Regions from separate parts of the Mus musculus genome. Here region 1 is linked to region 2. The links are chromatin loops, found by intact Hi-C in ENCODE. Cell type or tissue: heart. All regions are shown on one strand. Links, peaks and the distances in the headings refer to the core of each region. The heading gives the core; the rest is flanking DNA. Region 1 overlaps Mrtfb (myocardin related transcription factor B). Region 2 overlaps Mrtfb (myocardin related transcription factor B).

Region 1 (8,336 bases), core at 219-8,218, 52 kb after region 2:
GCCAAATACACAATCCAGTTTTCTTTCTCTCATACTTAATTTTCAATAGCAAAAAGTTCTCAAATTTTACTGTCCCCTTTTTACTAGAAGTACTACCAGTTTGTTTTTTGATAAATATGGTCTATAACTAGCTAGTAGCACTGGAGCTATGATCTGTTCGTTTCAAAGATGGCTCATTAAAAGACTTATCTGAATTAAAGGACCCCAACTTATTGATTACTCCTGGAAATTTATATGAACATGCTGAAGATCTGTAAGTTAAATTTAAGCTCACGTGTGCTGAAATTAACTATTTAGAAAACAGCCAAACCCCTTGTATGTAAGGCAGGGGGAGAGAGCCCCCAGCATTGCTTCCACAACAGGAGCTGGTATAAGGAATGCTTTATTTGACTTTGTTCAGGGAATTCGTGACAACTGCTGCTTCTCATCTAGGGCAGAGAGAAGTCAGATTCTCTAGCTACACACACTGCCTAGGAGTTACCAACGTCTTCATAACGGTAAGCCTTAGCTGAGTGTGGTGTTAACTTCTGCTGTTCAGTCCATTTCCTGCTATGCAGAGCAACCACTAGTAGAGACCATTTTCCTTGGGTTGAGGAGTGGCACACTGGTGAAACCCTTATCACGCATGTGTAAGACCCTGGATGAGACAGAGGGACAGCTTTACCTTTGACATATTACTAAATTTCCTTGATGTTCTACAAAAATTATGTAAAGTTATGTTTGTGTGTGTGTATGCATGGTGTGTGTATGCATGGTGTGTGTGGTGTGTGTGTGTATGCATGGTATGTGTGGTGTGTGTGTGTGTGTATGCATGGTGTGTGTGGTGTGTGTGTGTGTATGCATGGTGTGTATGGTGTGTGTGTGTGTATGCATGGTGTGTGGTGTGTGTGTGTGTGTGTGTGTGTGTGTGTGTGTGTGTGGTTATGGCATGAGTATAGAGGCCAGAAACCAGATTTTGGGAGTCAGTTCTCTGCTGCTACCATGTGCATCCCAGGGACTGAGCTCATATGGTCAGGCTCAGTGGCAAGCACTTTTACCCACTGACCATTTTGCTTTCTCCATACAAACAAACAAACAAACAAACAAACAAACAAACAAAACCCCTTAAATCCTGTGATTATTTGCTTGCAAAATCTGAACCCCACCCGAAGTAGCCTTATACTAATTTTAGCCAACGACACTGTCAGCAATTATTGGGGTTGGCAAAGACTTCAATATAAGCAGGCAAGAGAGTTGTCACTTGAGGCAGAGAAACTCCAGCCCTTAAAGCAGACAAAAGTTAGCAACACCAGAGGGGCCAGCCTGCTGTCTATGTGACTAGAATCAGATGAACAATTCATTGCCTAGAAATTTATGATTTTATGATTCAAATGTTTAAAAAATTCTATAGGGTGGTCTCCAAAAAAAATCCATCTTTCTTAACACTGAGTAGAAAAAATCCAACAGAATTGATATGAAATATAATAAATACCTTTAATAAGTACCTCTTAATACACAAGGATAAACTAGGCATTACTAATAGTCATTTATATATTCATCTCTCTTACCAAAACAGCGCAGGATCTACGTAGACGTGAAGGCATTTTCAACAACAAGTCAATCTAAGACATTTGAGCAACTGTCTTTCTCATGAAGCAACACAGCTGCTGGCAAGAAGACACTGCTCAGGCAGTGCAGGCCCAGGTCAGTCAGCCACACGCCTCTCTCACATTATGTATCTGCATTTGGTACTGGGGTACACTGAATTTTAGGGTTCAGTTCTTCATAGGAACAATTTATTTTCATACAACTCAAATAAGGGATTTTTCCTAAAAAGTTATTTTCTGTTCTGATTAAATCCAGATCTGAGGCGGAGACTTTGACTTGATATGTGGTTATATCATTTTACTCTCATCCCCTATTACTGCAAATGAGTAAAAATACATAATATGTTAAATATGTTAAACATGTCAAGCTCAGTTCCATTCGATTCTGGTGAGATGTGGATTTCATTATCAGTCATTTCTGTGGGGTGTCTTAAAACATGACCTCTTTATGAATTTGCATTTGTGAATATGCAGGCCACTTCTTTATAAGAAAAATATATGTTGGCTCTTAAACTTTAACTTTTGCATAGAAGCAGGCAGTAACAAAGGGCTTTCAAGTGAGTGAGAGGGTGAATGTGAAACTGATACTGCACCCAGCCTCCCATGTAAATAGAAGGACATGGGAACTATTCCTTCTCATTGTACAGACAAGGAAACCAAAGTGCAGAGCAGTAAACACTAGGTCCATCCAGGGCCACAAAAGTCATGCTGTACCTGGGCTTGAGCCTAAAGACCTGTCACTCACAGCCTCTCTTTGCTCTTTCAATACTACACTGTTTACTGCACTGTATAACCCTCAGGATTGCCAGGGAGATTCTAATTATGTGATCAATCAGCTCATGATTCTTCTACCATGGACACATGTCTGCAGGATGTATGTATGTATGTATGATGTATGCATGCACGGTGTTGGGAATCAAACCTGGGACTCTTACGTGCTAGGCACATGCTTCACACCTCTCTACTCCTTATGTTCATACTTTTGATCCTTGCTTCCTAAGTCCTTTAAATCACATTCTGCTGTTTTGTTATCTTTTTATTTCTCCTATTCTATTTAACTTGCCTGATTTCACAAGCATACAAACCTGTTTTAAATATATGGCATTAAGAGGAACTGACATTTAAACAGCTTAACCGATGCAAAAGGAATTCTTAAACTGTTTTATCAATGAATGATTTAAAAACTTTAAGCCCACCTGACCCCTGTAACGAGTCTCCGTGTGTCCTAAAAACTCCCCTGGCACTGACTGTTCCAGCAATCTGCAGTAACACACACTGTGTAGAGGCAGAGCATGCCCATTGTTCAGTTCTTGGCAGCAGTAACTTACATTTCACTCTGTGTTATCTGTTGTGACCTAGGTGTTTCCTGACCATTCTCAAAAGCAGTTTGACTCCGGGAAGTCAAAGAATGATTTATTTTCATCTTTTGCAAGCTACAGCACGCCCTCATCATTTGCACTCTTAGTATCTGAGAGAAAAGGATGGAAGCACTCGCTACTCAGGGCAACAGGGTTCCTTACAGGCGATCTGTCTGCAGGAGGAACCGGAGCTGAGCAGGCCAGGAAGGGTCTGCAGACAGAGCTGAGGGAGTGAGGAAGGAAGCCTCCCCGAGAGGACTGGGTGGGCACGGGGATCAATAACACTCAGGTCTCAATCTGTTCAGATTCGGGCTTCCTCACCCACAGCCCTTGCTCTCCGCTGTAACAGAAGCATGCTGCGCAAACAGGAACAGGAATTCCCAGATCTCTGGCCATTTTCTTAATTAGTGCAGTGCTTGCCGACAATTCTAACCACCAGTAAGCATTCACAAGCTTATTTGCTTGCTTTTTTTTTTTTTTTAAATCAAACTATGCAACATGCTTTTAAATCAATATGCAGATAATGCACACACAGCTGAGTCATCATTTCAGGACTCAAGGAGACAAACAACAAACGTCCAACATATTAATCGGGAAAATTATTTTTCCTGGAATTATGTGGCTGTAAACACAAATAAAGCAGTGTTCTGGTTAATAATAAAAATGGAATAGCCTCTCCAAAACCCACAGGGTTTGGAGGAGAATCCCCAAACTGGGAAAAATACACAAACAAATCTGGACAAATTAAACTGAAGCCAGGACTGGCTTCCTAACTGTCATTATCAGTAGCAATTATTGCCAACTGTTCATGTCCTGTCAACTCTGTCTCTCTGCAAGCAGGATTAAACATTCACCATAGAGAACTCAGGAGTAAGGGCAACAGCAAACAGAGAGACACACAGACATACAGTGGTAGACAGACATGCCAGCCAGCAAGGTGACAGGAACAGGAATGTAGCCATCCTGCCCTGTCCAGAGACAGACTGACCTTCCTTGAGACTTTTCTGGTTGCTTCCCTCAAGGCATTCCTTTTCTTTGAAAGGTTCAAAATCCTCAGCAGTTAAAATTTCTGGGAAGCCTTGTGGCTGCTTCTTGGAGCTATCGATCATGGTGAAGACTTCTGGAGACAGGCAGCATCCAGCAGGAGATAAGCTTGATTCGCAGGACAGTAGAGAGCACAGAACACTCTGGTCCTGCTCCCTCCTCACAGCACACTGGTCACAGAGCAATTAAGTCTCTAAGTGACATAAGGCAGCCATTCGCTTGGAGTTCCCAGCTTGACCTGCAGACACACTCCTTCGGGTGGGAGCCTTTAACTCTTCCACACTAGAGGAAGGCAGAGGCTGCGAGGCACGACTCTTAAGATCCCACCCCCTTTCCCAGCCATCCCCCTTCCCTTTGCCATTCCAGCCTCCCCCGCGCTGGCTGCTTCAATCTGCAGCTAGATGCTCCCAATCATCTGACGAGCACTGAGTCAAGCAGTTAAAAATAAAATCTCTAGCTATTAAAGAGAAACCTTTGCTGATAACAGGAAGATGAACGGCTGGCTGCCGTCTCTGCTGTGCTCTCTGTAAGCAAAGCCCTGGGCTGTGAAATACTTCACACTGGCCAGACGAGCCCATGCATTACTCATGAAGTTCTCCAGCTAAACAAATGACAGAAGAGGACATCCAAAGGAAGCAGTTTTATCTCTGCAGAGGCACCTCACTGAATAAACATGCTACCAGCACATGTGGGTGGAAAGCATCCCTTCCCTCCCACGTTCCTCTGTGGGAGCCTCTTGCTACATAGGGCTATCCCTGGCAGAGCTTTATAGCCAGGAATGTGCTGCAAATCCGGCTGCTTCCTTGGCTATTCAGAGCCCATGGAGCAGCAGTTTGCCTTTGTGCCACTAGTCGGCTGAGAGAGCTAGCATCACTAGGATTCTTTTTTAAAGGAGAATTGTTCTCCCAAGTACAAAGCAACACCACTAAGAGATGTTCCTAAAAGATTTAATCAGCGATGGGCTGGAGTTTCATTTCACAACACGCGTGCCTTTTCTGCAAGGTACAGGTGGCTACTCACACATGCAAGGGGCACTCTGGAAGGAAATGTTTATGGATGGAAATTCCAGGCAACGTGGAAACAAGTTTGTTTCCACATACACCAAACACACACCAGCAGACACAATAATTTTTAGAGTTCAAACCATGTGCCTTTGCATAGAGCTCCCATATGCCCATCAACAAATGGTAGTGGCACAAGAGCCGTGCTCGATGAGGAGTCTTGTCGAATGAGTAATTTTACTTGTACACAGCCAAGGGACAAGACTAAGCTGAAAAAAAAAAATACAGGAGAAAATAGCTGACAACACTGTTCCTGACCAGTGACCAGGCACGACTGATGGATGATGAAGAAAAAAGCCTCTAAAGGATGGATATTTCTTCTGAAGAGAAAATGAGGTGATATTAGTCATACACAGCATGGCCTCGGTGGACTGAAGAAAGGGTTACATCCTGCACACAGGTGAAGCAGTATTTCCCCTCCTAGCACAGAGGGGTTTGGATCAAACATCCTGAAAATCTTTTGCCTCTGGTTTCAAGGCAGTCAACCCACACTATCCTACTGAGATTGCTATCTGCCCTTCTCCCACATCTCTGGAGAATGGGATTTTACAACATATGACATGTTTCTTGTCAACGGAGGCTCCTTTTGAAGCAACAGAAGTCTTCCAGCATAGTCTAAGTCTAAGAGCACATGGAAGTGTCTATCACACTGCCCTCAAGCAAACCTCTGCTACTGTCCCCTGTCTCTGGACCTAGTTTCCCGATACAGCATTCCTGTCCTTCCAAGAGTCACAAGGAGTGACTGCTCTTTACTGGGTACTTCATCAACTTTTTTGCACATATTACACGGTATCCCAGCAGTCCTGCTGAGCTTCATGGTGATTTGAACATTACAGACATTGAAGAACGAAGACCAGGATCACAAAGGCTTAGAACTGAAGCAAAGTTGCTGTTCTCCACAGAGGAAGGTCTTCGTATTGCACTGCACTGCCTAGTTTCTCTACACTAGGCCCGAGTTCTAAGTTTTGGCTAGAGACATGTAGCAGCACAAGTCATGAGTTTATCACATCCCTGCTCTTTGGGGAGTAACCACAAGGCACTAATTTATAAAAGTATTTTAACTTTTTATGAAGCAGTAACACTTTATCTATTTATCTATCAATCAATCAGTTATCCTGTTGATAGACTTGCAAAATCAGTATTATCAACTCAATTTACAGATGGGAAAACTGAGAGATAGCATATCTCATAAGTGAGGCCAGGATTCTTATAAAACAAACTTGGCTCTAGTGCTTCCATCTTACAGTGCTTTGCAAAAGGAACAGTAAAAACAACAGGGAGCATGCACTTTTCTAGGGTGCTGCTCAATGTTTTCAGTTTATAGGTTCAAACACACACACATATTTTACACTCATCACTTTAAAACTTGAAACTCTGTGTCGTCGACGTCTTTGTGAAGGAAACTCTGCCGACACGTTATCTCTCCATGAAAGTGTCAGCCTCCCATCAACGAAGCACCATCTGCTGCAGGCTTATAGCAAAGCCTCAGCTTTGTCATTTTGAAAAGAAATAATTTCTCTAGTAATGGAGATACCTAAAAAATGTTTTTGCTGTTTTTCAAAGAATTTGAAATAGTTTCAAATTCACAAAGCATTTTCCCCAAACTTTCTGTGAGAATTTCTGATACTATCTCTTCAAGAGCATTGTTGAGCATGTTCTTACACATAAGGCTACCTTTTTACAGAGCCATAGCCTTCTTGTTCCTGCTCTGTCCTCTCACCCTTCCCCCCCTCCATTCCCACCACCCCTCTCTCCACATGCTCATGGCTGGCCTCTACTTCTCTGCTTCCTCGATCTCTCTCTCTCTCTCTCTCTCTCTCTCTCTCTCTCTCTCTCTCTCTCTCTCTCCCACCCTCTCAATTCCCCTCCCCATGCCCCCAAATAAACTCTATTCTATACAAAAAAAAAAAAAAAGTCAGTATTGAGCGACTGAGGCTGATAAGCTGCTACTAGCAATCCACAAACTCCATCCAAGTTCCAAACTGTCCAAATAGCAAAAGGGATCCAAAGCTAGGTCCCATCTGTAGTTTGGGTTTGAGGACCACATCCTTGTGATGAGACTGGGTGACACAGTTGGTAGGAAGACTATCATCCTGTCTGTAGTTACAGATGTCCCCCAATTTATGTCCTGATAAATTAATTTTAAATAAAAAGTACTGTTAAGTCCAAAGTTCATTAATCAATACCCCAACATACAAAGTATCACAGTAGCACAGCACTCCAGCATATCTGATGGCTCCTGGTAATCCTGGGGCTGACTGGAAGAGGTGGTTGTTGGCTACTGCCTAACTCTGCACAAGAGAACTAGACTACATATTGTCAGTTCAGGAAAAGATCAGAATCCAAAGCATGGTTTCTATACTACATGTACTGCTTTTATGCCCCTGAAAGTTGAAAACTCATAAGCAGAATTATAAATTGTGGGCCATCCATATTAGAGGTATACTCAACTCTAAGGAAATGAATAGCTGGTATATATTACCAGTTACAGCATGCTCTCAAGGCTTCCTGTTTTGTTCAATGGGGTTGTATCTATTACTGTCATTTATTTGATGATAGGACTATCTCTATCAGAGGCCAGGACTCCTAGTTTGGCATTATCCTCTGACAAGACGTTTCGAGTCCACCTCGTAGCCCTGCCCCATTCAGGATCTAGGGTCTGATGTGAGGTGTGGCCTTCTGAGCACAGAGCTAGGATGTGCCGCATGAGCAGACGTTTACATTTAACACATACACACACGTTTACATCTCTACATATGAAGAGATAACAAATACATTCTATTTGTGTGTGTGGTTCTGTGTACATATATAAAATCTGTATTTATCTATACATAGCAAAGAACACAGATTTGCCCCAACGCTTCCAGTTTCCAGAACAATGCCTAAGGTCAATGTTTATTTTCTTCGCTGCTCTCATAACTCTCTTTTCCCCAGGGTAAGATCTGCCTCCAGAGTCTCTACAACCCACTGCTGGCCACAGTCGAGCTGTGTAGCTCTGCCCTGCACGGATGATGTCTCATTCTGACCCATCACACTCAGTGTCCTAGGGCAGCTGCCTTGCTGTGACCTTGGTCTTCAGGCTGAACAGAGAGGAGAGAGAACCTTGCATTGCTTTAGCAGGAGAAGCCCAAGGCGTCACAGGAGCTGCTTTGCAGGAGGTCTGCTCTTCTTTCCACCACATGTACTGCACACCTTTATTGTCATTTGGCTCTTTGTCAGGAACAACATTTAACTTCAAATGATATGTGATTAAAGTCACTTCTATTTAAGATAGATTTGCTTTGCCA
Region 2 (8,282 bases), core at 1-8,000:
ACGGGGAGCACGCCTTCCCAGGTCCTCAGTTGCAGCAGAGCCAACCTCAGGAGGCCTGGTCAGATGACAGGATCCAGCTACCCTAGTGTTGGTGCCTCCCAATACTGACCTACCAGATTCTAAACAAGAGGATTACCTGAGCTCAGTGGGCCCTGCCCACCAGAATGCCAAGCTTCAGTTGAGAGAGCGCTGTTTGCCAGAGGTTAAAGCCAGGAAAAGGGACCATTTTGATCACTGGGGTAAAACCTCCTCAGAAATGATTAAGGTTCTCTCTAGATGATGGGTCAGGATACTGCCTGGATGTGCTGTGGAAGAGACATGTGGATTGATGTAGGAAGCCCACCTGGCTCAGGTTAAAGGGGATGGGAAGGGGATAGGATAAGGGCTGTCACTGAATAAAAATTCCATACTCTGGTCAGTTATTTACAATTTGTCAATAACTAAATCACTAGATCAAGAGTTGTGGAAAATCTGTGGCAGTTGGCATCTTAAACAATTCTTAAATCACTTGATAAACATAACTTTTCTGTTACGGATCAAGGGGAAAAAGAGGAATAAAACCTCCAGTTTTTAGGTTTAGACTTGAGAGCAGGCAGTTACAAGCCTATGCAATGAGAACCAGGGAGCTGGTGACAGGGGGTTGGTCTAACCTGTGCTCAAGGCCCACACCTTCCATTAACTCATTAGGTTGAGAAGGAATTTCATGCTGAAGCCTTTTTTTGGTTCTTTGAGATGGGCATGGTCACCTGAGAGAGTCTGTCGGCAAGTCTTCAAAGATGGAGACACTGTGTGGCTCAGTACTCTAGAGATATCTGACTTATTACAAGTAGGACCAGTCGACGCCATCTTTTTACTCTACCAAAGACTGTAGAGGTCACAAGGTCAAAGCACATTCCAATGTCTAACATCACAGGAGAATCAACCTCATTCACCCAAGGCCACTGGGGAAGCTGCAGCACTATCAATGTATCTGGACTCAATACACTGGGCTCTTGTGTGACAGTATCTTGTAGACATGTGTTGATGGTAAAAGGTTGTTCATCATTTTGATTCCCAAATTCACAAAATGACCTATGACATCACACAATCACGCAGATTTCAAAGTGGGACTCAAAGCCTCTGGCTGGAAGCTGCTGCTGGCTGCCCAGAGTGCTCAGGTGCCTCTGACCTTGCTATTGATCTGCCGTAGGCCACTCTAAGGAGCACATGTGCAGTGGCTCTTCCCCTCCCTCCCTTGTGGGTGGCCTGGTGTTTCAAGTTGAGCTGCTTGCCTCTTATTAGGGCCACGAGGTGACCACAGAGGATAAAAGGTGGCTGATGACCAGAGCCTAGTGCCATTTCCTGACCTTTGGCTTTAGCTAAGGCATTTCACAAGGGCTCTGCATACAACTGTCTCTGTGGAGTCTCTCACACTTGGCTTCCAGGCTGTGGCCTTCCTTTTTGTCTGTGACAATGTATTTTGACTTCGACAGTGCAGCTATGGCTCCAGCTATAAACACTGGCCTCTCAGGTTTGTTTCCATGTTTCCAAATCTCACGAGCTCTGAAACAAGAGACCTGTGACCTTAGTCCCATGGCAGCGGCAGGTCCTGTGGGTCCAGAAAATCAGCAGAGAACATGCTTGGCGCAGTGGTACTCAGTGGAGTGAGCCCGGAGGATGTGGTGGGCATGGTAATGTCTAGCCACTCCATGTTGTCCAGGTTGGAGTCTGACAGGTCAAGAGATAGACAGGGGGTCCCTGACACCAACTGGGCCTCAGAGGTCTCCATGGGAGAGTGAGACTGGTACAGCATGCTGGAATGACTCAGCAAGTCGTTCTGCAGATCCTCGATCAGAGAGAAAGACTCTCTATCTTCACTGCTGTTCTGCAGTGGGCCAGTGTCAGTGGCCGAGGGCAAAGTGCCATCCAAGAAGGCTTCTAGCTGGTTCTCTAAGCTGGCAGATAAACTGTTCACAGGTTCTAAGGATACAGGTGGTGCTATTTGGACCTGGGGCGGTGGTCGAGAGACCACGGTATTGACTGGCATTGTGGTGATGCTGGCTGTCACTGGTTTCATCTTGGAAATTGGAGAAGGCTCTTCTTTTATTGGGAAGGAAATCTCTGTGCAGAAGAATTGATGGTGTTAGTAAGTATTTGCTGCCATTGAACTATATTAGTGACTATTCTGTCATCCTCTCTTACATCTTAGAGGCAGAGAGAGCATGCTCTAATTCTTTTTAAATTTAATTTTAAAAAGTCATTATAGTTGGATGGTATTTCAGTTTGTCAATACAGTCTAGAAAGTTACAAAACAGACACAGTACACCTTATCAATAACGCAAGGCTGAAGTCACCTCCTTTGCCCTCCTTCCTAAAGGTGAGGCAGGTCAGCCACTGCTCTCAATTCTTGTTCTGAGTTATCTGAACTTTGGACAATTAGGTAAACAGCTTAATAAGTACCAATTAGTTATTTAATTTATTCTTAAACATTAATTTGTACTTATGTATACAAGTGTGTGAACGTGCTCCTGTGTGTAGGAACCCATGGAGGCCAGCAGAGGGTGTCTGATCCCGAGCTAGCATTACAGGTATTTGTGAATCCAAAATGGGTGGTAAGAACCAAATTCTAGCCCTCAGCAAGAGCAGAACGTGTTCTTATGTGTTGAATCATCTTCCCAGTCCCAGTCTATTTAATTTTTTGTGGCTCTCTGTGTGTAAGGCAGAGATAAATGCAAACGTCTTCTTCAGAGCTAACTAGCCCTACGGTTTGGGATGGGGTCATCTCCCCAATGGCTGGGCAGCAAGCCCCAAGGATCCACTTGTCCTCCCCTCCCCAACACTAGGATTATAGGCATTGTTATTGTGTTCTGGGGGGAACCAAGTTCAGGTCCTCAGGCTTGCATGGCACACTGAGAGAGTCATCTCCCTACGTGATCATATTGACTCCTTAATAGGGCAACCAGCAAACCAACAGACCTTCTGTTATGGACAGACTAGTGCTCACATAGATGAATTTTAATAACTTCCTCCACTGTTGTTTTGAGATGACTTCTTGTTTTGTGTAGACTTGGCTGATTTAGAACTCAGTATGTGGACCAGGCTGCTTGGAACTTGGAGAGCTCTGCCTATCTCTGCCTCTCGAGTCCTGGGATTAAATGTGTGTGCCATCATGTTAGATTCTTTCTCATCTTTCTGAGAATACAGTAGGTGAAAGAATTAATGAACCATAAACTTAAAAGCTTATTGTATCTGGGTATTTTGTCTGCATGTGTGTCTGTGTGCTATGTGTGTGCAGTACTCATGGAGGCCACAGGAGGGCGTTGGAGTCCTCCTAGGACTGGAGTTACAAACAGTTGTGATTCACCATGTGGTGCTGGGAATTGAACCTGAATCACTGGAAAAAAACCTTATCTTTATCAGACTGAGCAAAAACTGCATGCCTGATTTTTAAATACACATTTATTTTTTAACTCCCAAGTTTTCAGTTTAACATATTCTGAAAGACCAATGTAGTTCTCAGCAGACTTTCACTTATTCATGTGGCCCACATGCAGATGGCAATGTCCTTCACTATGCCATGGACTCTGCTCAGGGCATCAGCGTCTATCAGATGTGTTCAATACAGATGGAGAAATAGTAATTACTACTTCAAACTCCTGACTTCTTTCACCGTACGACTTTGTACATGCACACATACGTGTACGCATGTGCACATAGGTGTGTATGTGATATGCCAGGATGGTAGTTCACATTTGTATTGCAGTGCTCTGCCACTGGGCTGCAACTATCCCAGGAAGTTTCTGAAAAACTGATCCTTGCTTACTTGTAAAGGCAGGTGAGCTGAGGCACGTGCTAACGTCTGGTTTAAAGGCAACATACTGTAAATGATGGCTTACTTTATTTATTTATTTTTTTTTTTGTTTTTTTGAGACAGGGTTTCTCTGTATAGCCCTGGCTGTCCTGGAACTTGCTCTGTAGACCAGGCTGGCCTAGAACTCAGAAATCCGCCTGCCTCTGCCTCCTGAGTGCTGGGATTAAAGGCGTGTGCCACCACGCCCAGCTGGCTTACTTTATTTTTAACTACAGTTTATTACTTATGAATGTGCATGCTACCACAGCATGTATGTGGAGGTCAGAGAACAACTTGTGGGGGTTAGTTCTCTTTCATGGTGTGGATTCTGGGTATCAAACTCAGGTCACTAAGCTTGGCAACAAGCACCTTTACCCACTGAGTAATATCTGTAGCCCTGATGTATGACGTACTCTGAATTTTAATAGAACAACCACCAGAGGGAGCTCAGGCTAAGTTATTGGAAAGTTCTCACTCCATAGAGCATGCTTTGCTGGCCCAGCTCTAATGTGTGAGACATCTTTCCTTTTTTCCAAGTGACAGCTATGGGGATCTAACATCATGCCATCCTTCAGTGTGGAGCCAAAGGGCTTTCTTTCCTCTGTTATGTGGTTTGATGGCCTAGCTTGAGCAGGTTTGTTAGAACTGGATGTTTCTCAGTTTCCAAGACAACATCCAGCTTTAGAGGAAGGCTGTCCTAGGCCTGTGGTATGACACTGCTTCCCTTGGGCTTGTGTCCAGCCTTTGACCCACCTCCACTCTTTATGAGGATGTCGAAGAGGTCGTCCATCTGCTGACTGTGCACACTGGAAACCTGCAGCCAAGGAGGACAGAGTTAGCGGCCTGCACCAGGGGCACTTCACCAAGGGGTCCACTGAGCCTTGGTTTTACTCTAACATTTGATAGTCTAGAAAACAGCCAAGTTGCTTGGGAAATGAAGATATTTAAGCCAAACCACCAGAGCATGATAGGTCAACTAAGAATCAAGGAAGAAGCCAGCGCTGTGACTTGCATGTGTGCTCTGCTTTTCCTGAATGGCACTTTGGGAGGTGTCTAATACTTTATTCAAAGAGGGTCTGAGTCAATCTGCATTCAGCAAGAATTGCTATAGCTCAGATGAGCACACTGTGCACATGGTTTTACCGTTGAGGTTGATTTGGCATGTAAGTTACACTTACCGTATGTGGTAGTTTGAATGAAAATGATCTTCACTGGCTCACAGGGAGTGGCATTATTTAAAAAAACTAAGACCCGTGGCTTTGTTGGAGTAGGTGTGTTACTAAGGGCGAGTTTTAGGATTTTATAAGCTCAAGCCAGGCTCAGAGGCTCATTCTTTCTCTACTGCCTGGTGAACCAGAGGCAGAGCTCTTGGCTACTTCTCCAGTACCATGTCTGCCTTTGCTGCCTTGCTTCTGGCCATGATGATAATAGACTGAACCTCTGAACTATAAGCCAGCTCCAATTAAATGCTTTTCTTTATAAGAGTTGCCATGGTCATGGTATTATCTATTCACAGCAATAGAATCCTAACCAAGACAGCACAGATCATGGAGTTTAATGATCTAATATGTATGTGTCTATGAACCCATCAACAAGATTATCATTTGTCAACTGGGAAGCCCCTCATCTCCAGGACCCGCTGTCCTTCAGAACACATGAATTCCTGTCAGTGCCTCAGACATGTTCTTCTTGAGGTTAAGGTATGGGAGCATTGTCTTACGCAGCGACATTATTCCGAGCTGGATCCATGGTGTAGTATATAGCTTAGGGATAGTTTACTGCTTTTATTGCTGGTCAGTAATCCATGTTTGGGAATGTCTGCTTGCTTGGTCACTGACTTAATTGGTGGGCTTCCCACTTTTGGACTGTTAACAAAGCTGCTATAGAAATCTGTGCACAGCTCTACACTACTATGCCCTGTGCCTTTCTCACGGTAAGTTACCTAAGAGTAAATCTAATGGGTCTCAGAGTGGATGTACACTTAACATCTTGGAAAATGGCGAAACTGTTTCCCAACATTATCCCATGTTCTCCCAAAGCAGGTGTTCTGCATCCCCGCTGCACCGCCTGAGGGGAGTTGTGGGATGGAGATGTGGTTCTACTGCAGTTCCTGGGTGACTAGTGACTGCAGAGGGTCTGTACACTATTCACTAGCTATTTACCATCCTTGGTAAAACATGTTTAAGTCTTTTTCCATGAGCACATCTAGTAAGTTTCTTGTTTCAATAGTGTGTTTTCCCCAATCTTTGACTTAAAAATCCATGTCTTTGTGTTTGATGGATTATGTTTTGTTTATCTGAAATTCTTTGGAGTTTACATATATTATTAAAGGACACTCTCACTTGATATAGGATCTGGGTAGTAGTCTCTTGGAATCCTCCTCACTAAGAACTTAAAACAATGCTGCACTCTTTCTGGCTCCCATTAGTTTTAAAAACTATATTTATTTTGTGAGTGTGCTTGTGCACATACACGTTGTTGTATGTGTGCCTTGACGCACGGTAGAGGTCAGAGGACTGCTTGCAAGAGGGTTCTCACCTTTCACTATGAGAGTCCTGTGCATGGAACTCAGTTAGTCTGGCTTGGTTGGCAAGCTTACTGAGCTACCTTGGCAGTCTCTTTTTATCATTAATAAAAAAAACAACAACCTGACATTAGTCACATAGTAGTTGTCCCCTTACGCTTTTCTCTCTAGTATCTCTTACCTTTACTTCCGATAATGTGATTGTGAAGGAATGTGAAATGCTACGATGTAATGTGGAATATTATGATGTGATATAATGAGGAATGCTATGATGTAACAGGAATTCTGAACACCTCAAAGCTGAAAACACAAGCTATTACCTCATCTAGTTCTTAGCTGTCCCACTGCCTTGTTTCTCTTTCTATGGTGAGAAACCATTACACAGGCTCTGAGGTTGTAGTGACTGGTGTGTGTGTGTATGGCTTTCTTTAAATTAAAGATTAAGTGACATGAAGCAACTGTCTATATTTATGGGCCACACATGTGCACAATGGAATGGGCTAGCTCAGGAGGACTCGGACTGTACCCTGTTCAGACAGACCCACCCACCAGCCATTAGCATAGCTTCCCCTTCTCTCTGCTAAGCCCATCTATGATTTTGTTTTTCTCTCCTTCCTTCCTTCCTTCCTTCCTTCCTTCCTTCCTTCCTTCCTTCCTTCCTTCCTTCCTTCCTTCCTTCCCTGTCTCCCTGCCTCCCTGCCTCCCTTCCTTCTTGGAGACAATTTTTCTCTGGTTGTCCTGGGGCTTGCTCTGTAGACCAGGCTGTCTTTAAACTCAGATCCACCTGCCTTTGCCTCCCAAGTGCTGGGATTAAAGGTGTGCACCACTGCCTGGCATGATTTTTTTCAAGTACTGTATTTTTTTGCTTTAGAATTTTCATTTATTTTTTAAAATTAATTTTTTATGTATGTGAGTGCACTGTAGCTAGCTGTACAGATGATTCTGAGCCTTTATGTGGTTGTTGGGGATTGAATTCTTAGGACCTCTGCTCACTCTGGTCAACTCTGCTCGCTCAGTCCCTGCTTGCTCTGGCCCAAAGCTTCATTTATTATTATACATAAGTACTCCGTAGCTGACTTCTGACGTACCAGAAGATATCTTATTAACGTGTGGTTGTGAGCCACCATGTGGCCATCTTCTGCTACATATGCAGCTAGAGACACAAGCTCTGGGGGGGGGGGGGGGAGTACTGGTTAGTTCATATTGTTGTTCCTCCTATAGGGTTGCAGACCCCTTCAGCTCTTTGAGTACTTTCTCTAGCTCCTTTATTGGGGACCCTGTGTTCCATCCAATAGCTGACTGTGAGCATCCACTTCTGTATTTGCCAGGCACTGGAACAGCCTCACAAGAGACAGCTATACCAAGCCGGCTTTTTTTTATTATTTTAAATCTGGCTTTTTCCTCACAAGTGAGGTCTCTGTTGATTTTGGGATGCTCACACTAGGAAAGCTGTCTTTCCTCTGCATCCTATAAGCTACAGCAGATGATCGTTGTGCATTTCTTCACCTTTCATGCGTTAGACAGCAAATACAGCAAGACACCATGTGCCTCTGACAAGTATCCACAGAGTACGGGGCACGGGCTGCACACAGGTCTGGCCACTTGCTGTGAGTTCTTGTTTGGATCCACTGTGTCCTCCTGTCAGGTCTATTCCTCAGGTCCTCTGGGAGGCTATAATCCTTTCTCACAAGGAAGTCCTCAGCTGTGAAAGGGAGCTTTGGAGAGGTAGGGTTTGGAGGAGTTTGTAACTGAGAGCCCTCACTCTGTTCAGTGGACCCAGGAGGGCTCCAAGGAGACACACACCTCGCCTGAGATCCCACCATCGCTGTGGCTCCCAACAGTTGCTGTAGGTAAGTATTCAAGGCTTAGAGTCTTCATAGGCAATTGGAAACAGCTAGATGAAATATAAAGCTTCTAGCTGTCATCTCT

The links. A loop is a pair of places that touch in the nucleus more often than their neighbours do. Peaks named below come from ENCODE experiments on the same cell type or tissue, not always from the same donor. Only the 100,000 strongest peaks of a DNase experiment are listed, where the experiment ranks them.
Region 1: a loop joins it to region 2, with 2.2 times the contacts of the local background. A loop is called at or near these places in 3 of 42 quality-filtered maps.

What each region holds. Positions count from the first base shown.
Region 1 is chr16:13,354,356-13,362,691 of GRCm38, reverse strand. The region is part of intron 3 of Mrtfb (myocardin related transcription factor B); the gene reads right to left. LOC115488652 (a long non-coding RNA gene) reads left to right here. Exons shown (of 4, transcript XR_003951941.1): 2 at 401-497; 3 at 1,556-1,683; 4 at 7,984-8,057. Among named protein-coding and RNA genes, the nearest start is that of Gm15738, 64 kb to the left of the region's middle. In heart, for the core only: a CTCF peak has its summit at 4,831; DNase peaks (open chromatin) are centred at 3,031, 3,171 and 4,681; H3K4me3 peaks cover 2,773 bases; H3K27ac peaks cover 2,382 bases.
Region 2 is chr16:13,405,978-13,414,259 of GRCm38, reverse strand. It overlaps Mrtfb (myocardin related transcription factor B), which reads right to left. Exons shown (of 17, transcript NM_001122667.2): 16 at 4,583-4,643; 17 at 1-2,100. The coding sequence ends at 1,565. Gm15738 (a long non-coding RNA gene) reads left to right here. Exons shown (of 4, transcript XR_003951943.1): 2 at 8,125-8,203. Among named protein-coding and RNA genes, the nearest start is that of Gm15738, 12 kb to the left of the region's middle. In heart, for the core only: CTCF peaks have their summits at 2,515 (motif pointing right), 3,290 (motif pointing right) and 4,264 (motif pointing right); no DNase peak of the experiment used is centred there.